2 separate regions of the Homo sapiens genome follow, and region 2 is linked to region 1. Evidence: read pairs that join two places in POLR2A ChIA-PET (ENCODE). Cell type or tissue: PC-9. All regions are shown on one strand.

Region 1 (5,000 bases):
CCATCTGTGGACAGCAGAACTAAAGGAGCACTGTAATAACACCCCCTCTGCAGCTTCGGGGACACGGGCACCCTCACCTAGGTGCTGCTGCTTTCCCCTCAAGGTGACATGCCTGCTCTGGCCATGGGCCCTGCATACAGCTTGCTCCTGTGTTGGTGCCTGGAGAAGCCAGCTGGCCAGATCCCACACTTAGTCACTTGTGTGCTCCCTCCTGCAAGGGGTTGAGCACAGGGGGCTGAGTAGATGGGGCATCCCTTCCATGAGTCCAGCGAAGGTGCCTAGAAAAACCCTGCATCACCACTGAGCTACTTTCCCAGGAGGTGAGGCATTCCCAGTCACAGGATGACACAGGAGGGTGGCACAAGACATAGGTGACAAAAAACCTTGCTGATAAAACAGGTTGCAGCAAAGAAGCCGGCCAAAACCCACCAAAACCAAGGTGGCGATGAAAGTGACCTCTGGTAGGCTGGGTGCGGTGGCTCAACGCCTATAATCCCAGCACTTTGGGAGGCCCAGGCGGGCGGATCACCTGAGGCCAGGAGTTTGAGACCAGCCTGACCAACATGGAGAAACTCCGTCTCTACTAAAAATACAAAAAATTAGCTGGGCGTGGTGGCACATGCTTGTAATCCCAGCTACTCAGGAGGCTGAGGCAGGAGAATTGCTTGAACCCGGGAGGCGGAGGTTGCAGTGAGCCAAGATCGTGCCATTGCATTCTAGCCTGGATGACAAGAGTGAAACTCCATCTCAAAAAATAGAAAGAAAGTGACCTCTGGTCGTCCTCACTGCTCATTATGTGCTAATTATAATATATTAGCATGCTAAAGACACTCCCATCAGTGCCATGACAGTTTAGAAATGCCGTGGCAACATCAGGAAGTTACCCTATATTGTCTAAAAAGGGGAGGAACCGGCCGGGCGCAGTGGCTCATGCCTGTAATCCCAGCACTTTGGGAGGCCAAGGCAGGTGGATTGCAAGGTCAAGAGTTCAAGACCAGCCTGGCCAAGATGTGAAACCCTGTCTCTACTAAAAATACAAAAATTAGCTGGGCATGGTGGCGGGCGCCTGTAATCCCAGCTACTCCAGAGGCTGAGGCAGGAGAATTGCTTGGACCCAGGAGGCAGAGGTAGCAGTGAGCTGAGATTGCACCATTGCACTCCAGCCTGGGTGGCAGAGCAAGACTCTGTCTCAAAAAAAAGTGGGGAGGAACCCTCAGTTCCAGGAATTGCCCGTGCCTTTCCCAGAAAATTCATGAATAATCCACCCTTGTTGGGCATGTAATCAAGAGATAACTATAAAAAATATCCAGCCAGCAACCTTAGGGGATGCTCTGCCTATGGAGTAGACATTCTTTGTTCCTTTACTTTCTTTTTTTTTTTTTTTTTTGTGAGATGGAGTCTCACTTTGTCATCCAGGCTGGAGTGCAGTGGTGCAATCTTGGCTCACTGCAACCTCTACCTCCCCAGCTCAAGCGATTCTCCTGCCTCAGCCTCCCAAGTAGCTGGGATTACAGGCGTATGTCACCACGCCCAGCTAGTTTTTGTATTTTTTAGTGGAGACAGGGTTTCACCATGTTGGCTAGTCTGGTCTTGAACTCCCAATCTCAAATGATCCGCCCACCTTGGCCTATCAAAGTGCTGGGATTACAGGTGTGAGCCACTGTGCCCAGCCTATTCCTTTACTTTCTTAATATACTTGCTTCCACTTTACTCCATGGACTCGCCTGGAATTGTTTCTTGCGTGAGATTCAAGAACTCTCTCTTGGCTGGGTGTGGTGGCTCACGCCTGTAATCCCAGCACTTTGGGAGGCCGAGGCAGGTGGATCATGAGGTCAGGAGTTTGAGACCAGCCTGACCAACATGGGGAAACCCTGTCTCTACTAAAAATACAAGAAAATTAGCCGGGCGTGGTGGCACGTGCCTGTAATCCCAGCTACTCAGGAGGCTGAGGCAGGAGAATCACTTGAACCCGGGAGGCAGAGGGCGCCACTGCAGTCCAGCTTGGGCAATAGAGTGAGACCCTGTCTCAAAAAAAAAAAAAAAAAAAAAAGATTAAAAAAGAACCCTCTCTTGGGGTCTTGATTGGGACTCCTTTCCAGTAACAGTGTGAAAGAAAAATAAAATCACCAGACCCCAAACTCACTATGTCAAAGGGCAAAAAGCTAAGCTTAGGAACTGAGTCATACAGGAAACTGCATTTTCTTTTGTTCCTAACCAGATAGCTGCAAGATTGAATGCCACGTATCTCCACAGGTGGCTTCCCTCACCCTGACCATGTAAATTCAGCTTACCTTCACAGGTACAGGACAAATAAAAAAATAGAAATCTGGCCAGGCATGGGGGCTCACACCTGTAATTCCAACACTTTGGGAGGCTGGGGTGAGAGAATTGCTGGAGCTCAGGGGTTGGAGATCACCCTGGGCAACCCAGTGAGAGGCTGTCTCTACGGAAAAGATTTTAAATTAGCCTGGTGTGGTAGTGCACACCTGTAGTACCAGCTACTCAGGAGGCTGCATTGGGAGTATTGCTTAAGCTCAGGAGGTCGAGGCTCTAGTGAGGTGTGATCGCACCGCTGCACTCCAACCTGAGCAACAGAATAAGACCCTGTCTCAAAAAAAAAAAAAAAAAAAAAAATCATGGCCGGGCGTGGTGGCTTACGGCTGTAATCCCAACACTTTGAGAGGCCAAGGGATCACCTGAGGTCACGAGTTCGTGACCAGCCTGACCAACATGGTGAAACCCCGTCTCTACTATAGACAAAAAATTAGACAGGCATGGTGGCACATGCCTGTAATTCCAGCTACTTGGGAAGCTGAGGCAAGAGAATCACTTGAGCTGAGGCGGCAGAGGTTGCAGTGAGCCAAGATTGCACCATTGCATTCCAGCCTGGGCCACAAGAGTGAAACTCTGTCTCAAAAAAATAACAATAATTTTTTTTTTTTTTTGAGGTGGAGTCTTGCCCTGTCACCCAGGCTGGAATGCAGTGGCACGACCTTGGCTCACTGCAAGCTCCGCCTCCCGGGTTCACGCCATTCTCCTGCCCCAGCCTCCCGAGTAGCTGGGACTACAGGCGCCTGCCACCACGCCCGGCTAAATGTTTTGTATTTTTAGTAGAGACAGGGTTTCACCATGTTAGCCAGGATGGTCTCAATCTCCTGATCTCATCATCCGTCCGCCTAGGCCTCCCAAAGTGCTGGGATTACAGGTGTGAGCCACCGCGTCCGGCCAATATTTTTCTTTTTTTTAAATCATACTTCCAGGCCAGGTGCGGTGGCTCACACCTGTAATCCCAGCACTTTAGGAGGCTGAGGTAGGCAGATCACAAGGTCAGGAGTTCGAGACCAGCCTGGCTAACATGGTGAAACCCTGTCTGTACTAAAAACTACAAAAATTAGCTGGGCGTGGTGGCACACACCTGTAATGCTAGCTACTCAGGAGGCTGAGGCAGGAGAATTGCTTGAGCCCGGGAGGCGGAGGTTGCAGTGAGCTGAGATCACACTACTGCACTCCTGCCTGGGGGACAAAGTGAGACTCTGTCTCAGAAAAAAATAATAATAATAAATCATACTTACCCCCACCCTAAGACAAAAGCATAATTGACTTCTTCCTCTACTCTGTGTTTACTTTATCTTGTGTAAAATACAGATATATTTAGCACAAGATGAATTCATAATTGACTGTTCCTTTTTCCCTCCTTTCACATGTGTTAAAAGAAAAACTTCAGCCAAATTAAATTTAAGGGAGTTTAATTGAGCAATGAACAATTTGTGAATCGGGCAGCCCCCAGAATCACAGCCGATTCAGACAGACTCCAGTGCAGCCATGTGATGGAAGAAGATTTATAGACAAAGGGAAATGACATACAGAAGTCAGTGAGGTACAAAAACAACTGGATTGGCTACAGGTCGGCATTTGCCTTATTTGAATATGGCTCAAACAGTTGGCTACATCTGACTGGCCAAAACTCAGTGATTGGCACAGGGTGTGGGCTATGGCCGAGTTATACCTCCGCTTGTTACAGTTCACAATGTACAGAAAAACCTTTAGGCCAAATTGAAATATGTAAAGAAGCAGCTTTAGGCTAAACTTGATTAACGTATGTAAGATGTGGATTCAGTGATCATGAATGAAAGCCTCACAGAAAGTGACCACTTATTTCACTACCTTCCCTAGTGTTTTTGTTGTTGTTGTTTGTTTTGTTTTGTTTTGTTTTTTGAGATGGAGTCTCACTATATCATCCAGGCTGGAGTGCAGTGAAGCGATCTTGGCTCACTGCAAGCTCCGCCTCCCGGGTTCACGCCATTCTCCTGCCTCAGCCTCCTGAGTAGCTGGGACTACAGGCGTCCGTGACCACGCCTGGCTAATTTTTTTGTATTTTTAGTACAGACGGGGTTTCACTCCGTGTTAGCCAGGATGGTCTCGATCTCCTGACCTCGTGATCTGCCCACCTCGGCCTCCCAATGTGCTGGGATTACAGGCGTGAGCCACCGCACCCGGCCACCTTCCCTCCTTTTTCATTTCTTTCCTCCTTCCCCTCCTGCCCACTCTTTCTCCTTTAAATATTGAAGTCCTCAAAACTCTCTGGAAAAGCCATGGGTCACAGATTTTTCTTTGGCTTGGGTCTCTTTTTCCTGGGCATGTCCTCAACCTTAGCAAAATAAACCTCTAAATTCATTGAGTCCCCTCCTCTCCCCTCCCCTCCTCTTCCCTTCCCTTCCCTTCCCCTTTCTTTGAGACAGGGTCTCACTCTGTCATCCAGGCCAGGGTACAGTGGTGCAAATGATAGGGACAAGAGGCAGGGAAATTCTGGGCAGAAGAGGGTGGGTCCCCAGAGAGGGCATTGCCCTCAAGCTGAAAAACCTGGAACTGCAGCCCAAAGTGAGAACTGACATCCCTGTTTTTTGTTTTTTGGTTTTTTTTTGAGATGGAGTCTCCCCTTCTGTCACCCAGGCTGGAGTACAATGGTGCGATTTTGGCTCACTGCAACCTCCACCTCCCGG
Region 2 (5,000 bases), 270 kb after region 1:
ACATTATTTGGCCATAAAAAGGAATGAAACGGCCAGGCGTGGTGGTTCACACCTGTAATCCCAGCACTTTGGGAGGCTGAGGCAGGCAAATCACTTGAGGTCAGGAGTTCGAGACCAGCCTGGCCAACATGGTGAAACCCCATCTCTACTAAAAGTACAAAACAATTAGCTGGGTTGGTGGTGTGGGTCTGTAATCCCAGCTGTTCAGGGAGCTGAGGCAGGAGAATGGCTTGAACCCGGGAGGCAGAGGTGACAGGGAGCCAAGATCACGCCACTGCACTCCAGCCTGGGCAACAGAGCGAGACTCCGTCTCAAAAAAAAAAAAAAAAATAGAATGGGCCGGGCGCAGTGGCTCAAGCCACCAGCACTTTGGGAGGCCAAGACAGGCAGATCACAAGGTCATAAGATCGAGACCATCCTGGCCAACATGGTGAAAACTCATCTTTACTAAAATACAAAAAATTAGCCACGCGTGGTGGCGCACGCCTGTAGTCCCAGCTACTTGGGAGGCTGAGGCAGTGGAATCACTTGAACCTAGGAGGCAGAAGTTGCAGTGAGCCGAGATTGCACCACTGTACTCCAGCCTGGCGACAGAGCAAGATTCTGTCTGCCCCCCCACCAAAAAAAAAAGAATGAAACACTGATATTTGCTACAACATGGATATACCTCCAAAGCATCCTGTTAAGTGAAAACAGGGAGACACAGTCACGTACTATATGATTGCACTTACGTGAAATATCCACAAAGACGAATCCATGGAGAACAGGCAGATTGCCGATTGCCAGAGGCCAAGGGCTAAGGAAAAAATGGTGAGGAACTGCGTGATGGAAATGTTTTGGAATTCACCTGACCAAGAAACAGTAAAAAACAACAAAAAGGAAGGAAATGGTAGAGGTGGTAGCTGTATGACATTGTAAATGTACTAGGGCCTCTATGCAGTGATTAAATTAACGTTATGTGCCCTTCACCTCACTAAGATACTTTCTGAAAAAGAAGCTGGGCGCTGTGGCTCCTGCCTGTAATCCCAGCACTTTGGGAGGCCGAGGCGGGCGGATCACAAGGTCAAGAGATCGAGACTATCCTGGCCAACACAGTGAAACCCCGTCTCTACTAAAAGTACAAAAATTAGCTGGGCGTGGTGGCAGGCGCCTGTAGTCCCAGCTACTAGGGAGGCTGAGGCAGGAGAATGGCTCAAACCCGGGAGGCCGAGGTTGCAGTGAGCCAAGATCGCACCACTGCACTCCAGCCTGGTGACAGAATGAGACTGTCTCAAAAAAAAGAAAAAGAAAAAGAAAGCTATCCTTGTCTACTAACAAGGAAACTTAAAAAAAGAAGAAAAGGCTGGACATGGTGGCTCATGCCTGTAATGACAGCACTTTGGGATGCTGAGGTGGGGGAGGATTGCTTGAACCCAGCAGTTCATGATCAGTCTGGGCAACACAGTGAGACCTCATCTCTACAAAATATTAAAAATTAGCCGGATCAGTCGCCATGGCTCAAGCCTATAATCCCAGCACTTTGGGAGGGCGAGGCAGGCAGATCACTTGAGCTTAGGGGTTTGAGACCAGCCTGGGCAACATGGTGAAATCTTGTCTCTCTATAAAAATATTTTTAAAAATTAGCAGGGCATGGAGGCGGGTGCCTGTAATCCCAGCTACTTGGGAGGCTGAGGCACGACAGTCACTTGAACCCAGGAGGCAGAGGTTGCAGTGAGCTGAGATCACACCACTGCACTCAAGCCTGGGTGACAGAGCAAGACTCCATGGGGGGAAACAATGAGCCAGGTGTGGTGGTGCATGCCTGTGGTGTATGCCCAGCTACCTTGGAGGCTGAGATGGGAGGATCACCTGAGTGTGGGAGATTGAGGCTGCAGTGAGCTGTGATCATACCACTGCACTCCAGCCTGGGCAACAGAGTGAGACCTTGTCTAAAAGAAAGAAAGAGAGAAGGAGAGAAGGAGAGAAGGAGAGAAAGAGAGAGAAAAGGAAAATGAGGGAGGGAGGAAAGGAAGGAGAGAGGGAGGGAGAGAGGGATGGAAGGAGGAAAGGAAAATCTAGCCGGGTATGGTGGCACACATCTGTAATCCCAGCACTTTGGGAGGCCAAAATGAGAGGATAGCTTGAGCCCAGGAGTTAAAGGCTGCAGTGAGCCATGATTTCATCACTGCACTCCGGCCTGGGCAACAGAGTGAGACCCTGTCTCAAAAAAAAAAAATTACATTATGATAGTTGCCATGGTTTCACATGTATACCAGTATGAAAAATTATTATTTGTTAATAATAACATCAAAGGCCGGGCATGGTGGCTCACACCTGTAATCCCAGCACTTTGGGAGGCCAAGGCGGGCAGATCACCTGAGATCAGGAGTTTGAGACCAGCCTGGCCAACATGGTGAAACCCCATCTCTACTAAAAATACAAAAATTAGCTGGGCGTGGTGACAGGCACCTGTAATCCCAGCTACTTGGGAGGCTGAGGCAGGAGAATTGCTTGAACCTGGGAGGCGGAGGTTGCAGTGAGCTGAGATCGTGCCATTGCACTCCAGCCTGGGGGACAAGAGCGAGACTTCATCTCAAAATAATAATAATAATAATAATAATAATAAATAAAAATAACAATAACACCAAAGTGTATTAGGAATACAATTTGGAACAGTAATAAATGAATATTTTTAATGGTTCAAATAATTTCAGGGAAAAAACTCAATCAGTGCAATTTATCATGTTAACAGAATAAAGTAGGAAAAACCTACCAAGAACTGTTTGAGCAACTGCACTAGACTGCAGGGTGTGGGCAGAGGGTGAATGAATCTGTTTGATGTCACTTGATTTAAAAGTTGTACGGGGGCTGGGAGCAGCTCACGCCTGTAATCGCAGCATTTTGGGAGGCTGAGGCAGGTGGATCACTTGAGGCCAGGAGTTCAATACCACCCTGGCCAACATGGCAAAACCCCGTCTCTACTAAAAATACAAAAAAAAAAAAAAAATTAGCTGGGCATGGTGGCGGGTACCTGTAATCCCACCTACTCAGGAGGCTGAGGCACGAGAATCGCTTGAACCCGGGGGGGGGCGGAGGTTGCATTGAGCCAAGGTTGTGCCACTGCACTTCAGCCTGGGTGACAGAGTGAGACTCTGTCTCAAATACAAAAAAAAAAAAAAAAAAAAAAGTGAAACTGTTTTTAAAAAAAAACAGTAGGGGATTGAATGTGGATCTAGGGGGCCAGCAACAGCTGGCTGGGTCTGTGGTTCAGCAAGATCAGCCTGGATTGGGGCTCCAATCTGTTCCTGTTTTCTCACCAGCAGTTCCACTGTGCTGTAAGGCGTTAGTAAAGGGATGAGTGAAGGTTGGAGAGTGCTCTTATCTGCTATTATCCCTCGCCTCCACTAAGATTCTGACATCTGAGGCTGAAGAAAATGACAAGACTATCCGGGCGGGGAGGCTCATGCCTGTAAACCCAGCACTTTGGGAGGCCAAGGCAGGTGGATCACTTGAGGTCAGGAGTTCGAGACCAGCCTGGCCAATATGGCGAAACCCTGTCTCTACTAAAAATACAAAAATTATCTGGGGGTGATGGTGCACATCTGTAGTCCCAGCTACTCTGGAGCTCTGGAGGCTGAGGCAAAAGAATTACTTGAACTCGGGAGGTGAGGTTTCAATGAGCTGAGTTCTCGCCACTGCACTCCAGCCTGGGTGACCGGGTGAGACTGTGTCTCCAAAAAAAAAAAAAAAGAAAGAAAGAAAAAGAAAATTACAAGACAGCCCAGACCCCAGACCCTGCTTGAGGTTCCACAGTGAAAAATACCCAGATAGAGCACACTCTTAGGAAATATTCTCCCAGGGGTGGGTGCAGTGACTCATGCCTGTAATCTCAGTGCTTTGAGAGGACAAGGTGGGAGGATCACTTGAGTCCAGGAGTTTGAGACCAGCCTGTGCAACATGGTGAGACCCCATCTCTACAAAAAAATAAAACAATTAGCTGGGGATGGTGGTGTGCACTTGTAGTCCCTGCTACTAGCGAGGCTGAGGCAGGAGGATCACTTGAGCCCAGGAATTGGAGGCTGCAGTGAGTTATGATCGTGTCACTGCACTCCAGCCTTGGTGACAGAACAAGACCTTTTTTTGAAAAAGAAAATATTCTTCCAGGAAAATCTAGAAGACATGACATCTCAGACATTTGAAAATTGTAAGCATTATGGATAGAAGAAACCTGGATATGGTGATGATCTTTATTTAGTGTGAGCTATGCAAAAAAAGTAGCATGATGGCTGGGCCCAGTGGCTCACACTTGTAATCCCAGCACTTTGGGAAGCTGAGATGGGAGGATCACTTGAGCACAGGAGTTATAGACCAGCCTGGGCAACATAGCAAGATCCCATCTCTATAAACAAATGTGGTTTTTTGTTTGTTTGTTTGTTTGTTTGTTTGTTTTTTAATTAGCCAGGCATGGTGGCACATGCCTATAGTCCCAGCTACTCTGGAAGCTGAGGTTGGAGGATCGCTTAAGCCCAGGAATTGGAGGCTGCAGTGAGCTATAATCATGTCAACTCACTGCAGCCTGGGCAACAGAGTGAAGCCTTGTCTCTAAATAAAAACATTAAAAATAAAAGAATCTAGAATGTAAACCACACGGCGAGCTTACATATTCCAAATGCCTAGACTTGTGCCTGGATTCATGCTCAACAAATAATTTGTTGAATAAATAACACACAAAGAAAATAAAAAGTCTTGGCCGGGCGCGGTGGCTCACGCCTGGAATCCCAGCACTTTGGGAGGCCGAGGCAGGTGGATCATGAGGTCAGGAGATCGAGACCATCCTGGCTAACATGGTGAAACCCTGTCTCTACTAAAAAATACAAAAAATTAGCCAGGCGTGGTGGTGCGCGCCTATAGTCCCAGCTACTCAGGAGGCTGAGGCAGGAGAATGGTGTGAACCCAGGAGGCAGAGCTTGCAGTGAGCCGAGATCATGCCACTGCACTCCAGCCTGGGCGACAGAGTGAGA

The links. Peaks named below come from ENCODE experiments on the same cell type or tissue, not always from the same donor. Only the 100,000 strongest peaks of a DNase experiment are listed, where the experiment ranks them.
Region 2: POLR2A ChIA-PET joins it to region 1 with 8 read pairs; 4 of 35 experiments call an interaction of 5 or more read pairs at or near these places.

Annotation. Positions count from the first base shown.
Region 1 is chr7:74,139,661-74,144,660 of GRCh38, forward strand. No RefSeq gene overlaps it. Among named protein-coding and RNA genes, the nearest start is that of EIF4H, 32 kb to the right of the region's middle. In PC-9, no CTCF peak of the experiment used is centred here; DNase peaks (open chromatin) are centred at 2,231 and 2,851; H3K4me3 peaks cover 608 bases; H3K27ac peaks cover 3,064 bases.
Region 2 is chr7:74,408,954-74,413,953 of GRCh38, forward strand. No RefSeq gene overlaps it. Among named protein-coding and RNA genes, the nearest start is that of GTF2IRD1, 42 kb to the right of the region's middle. In PC-9, no CTCF peak of the experiment used is centred here; no DNase peak of the experiment used is centred here.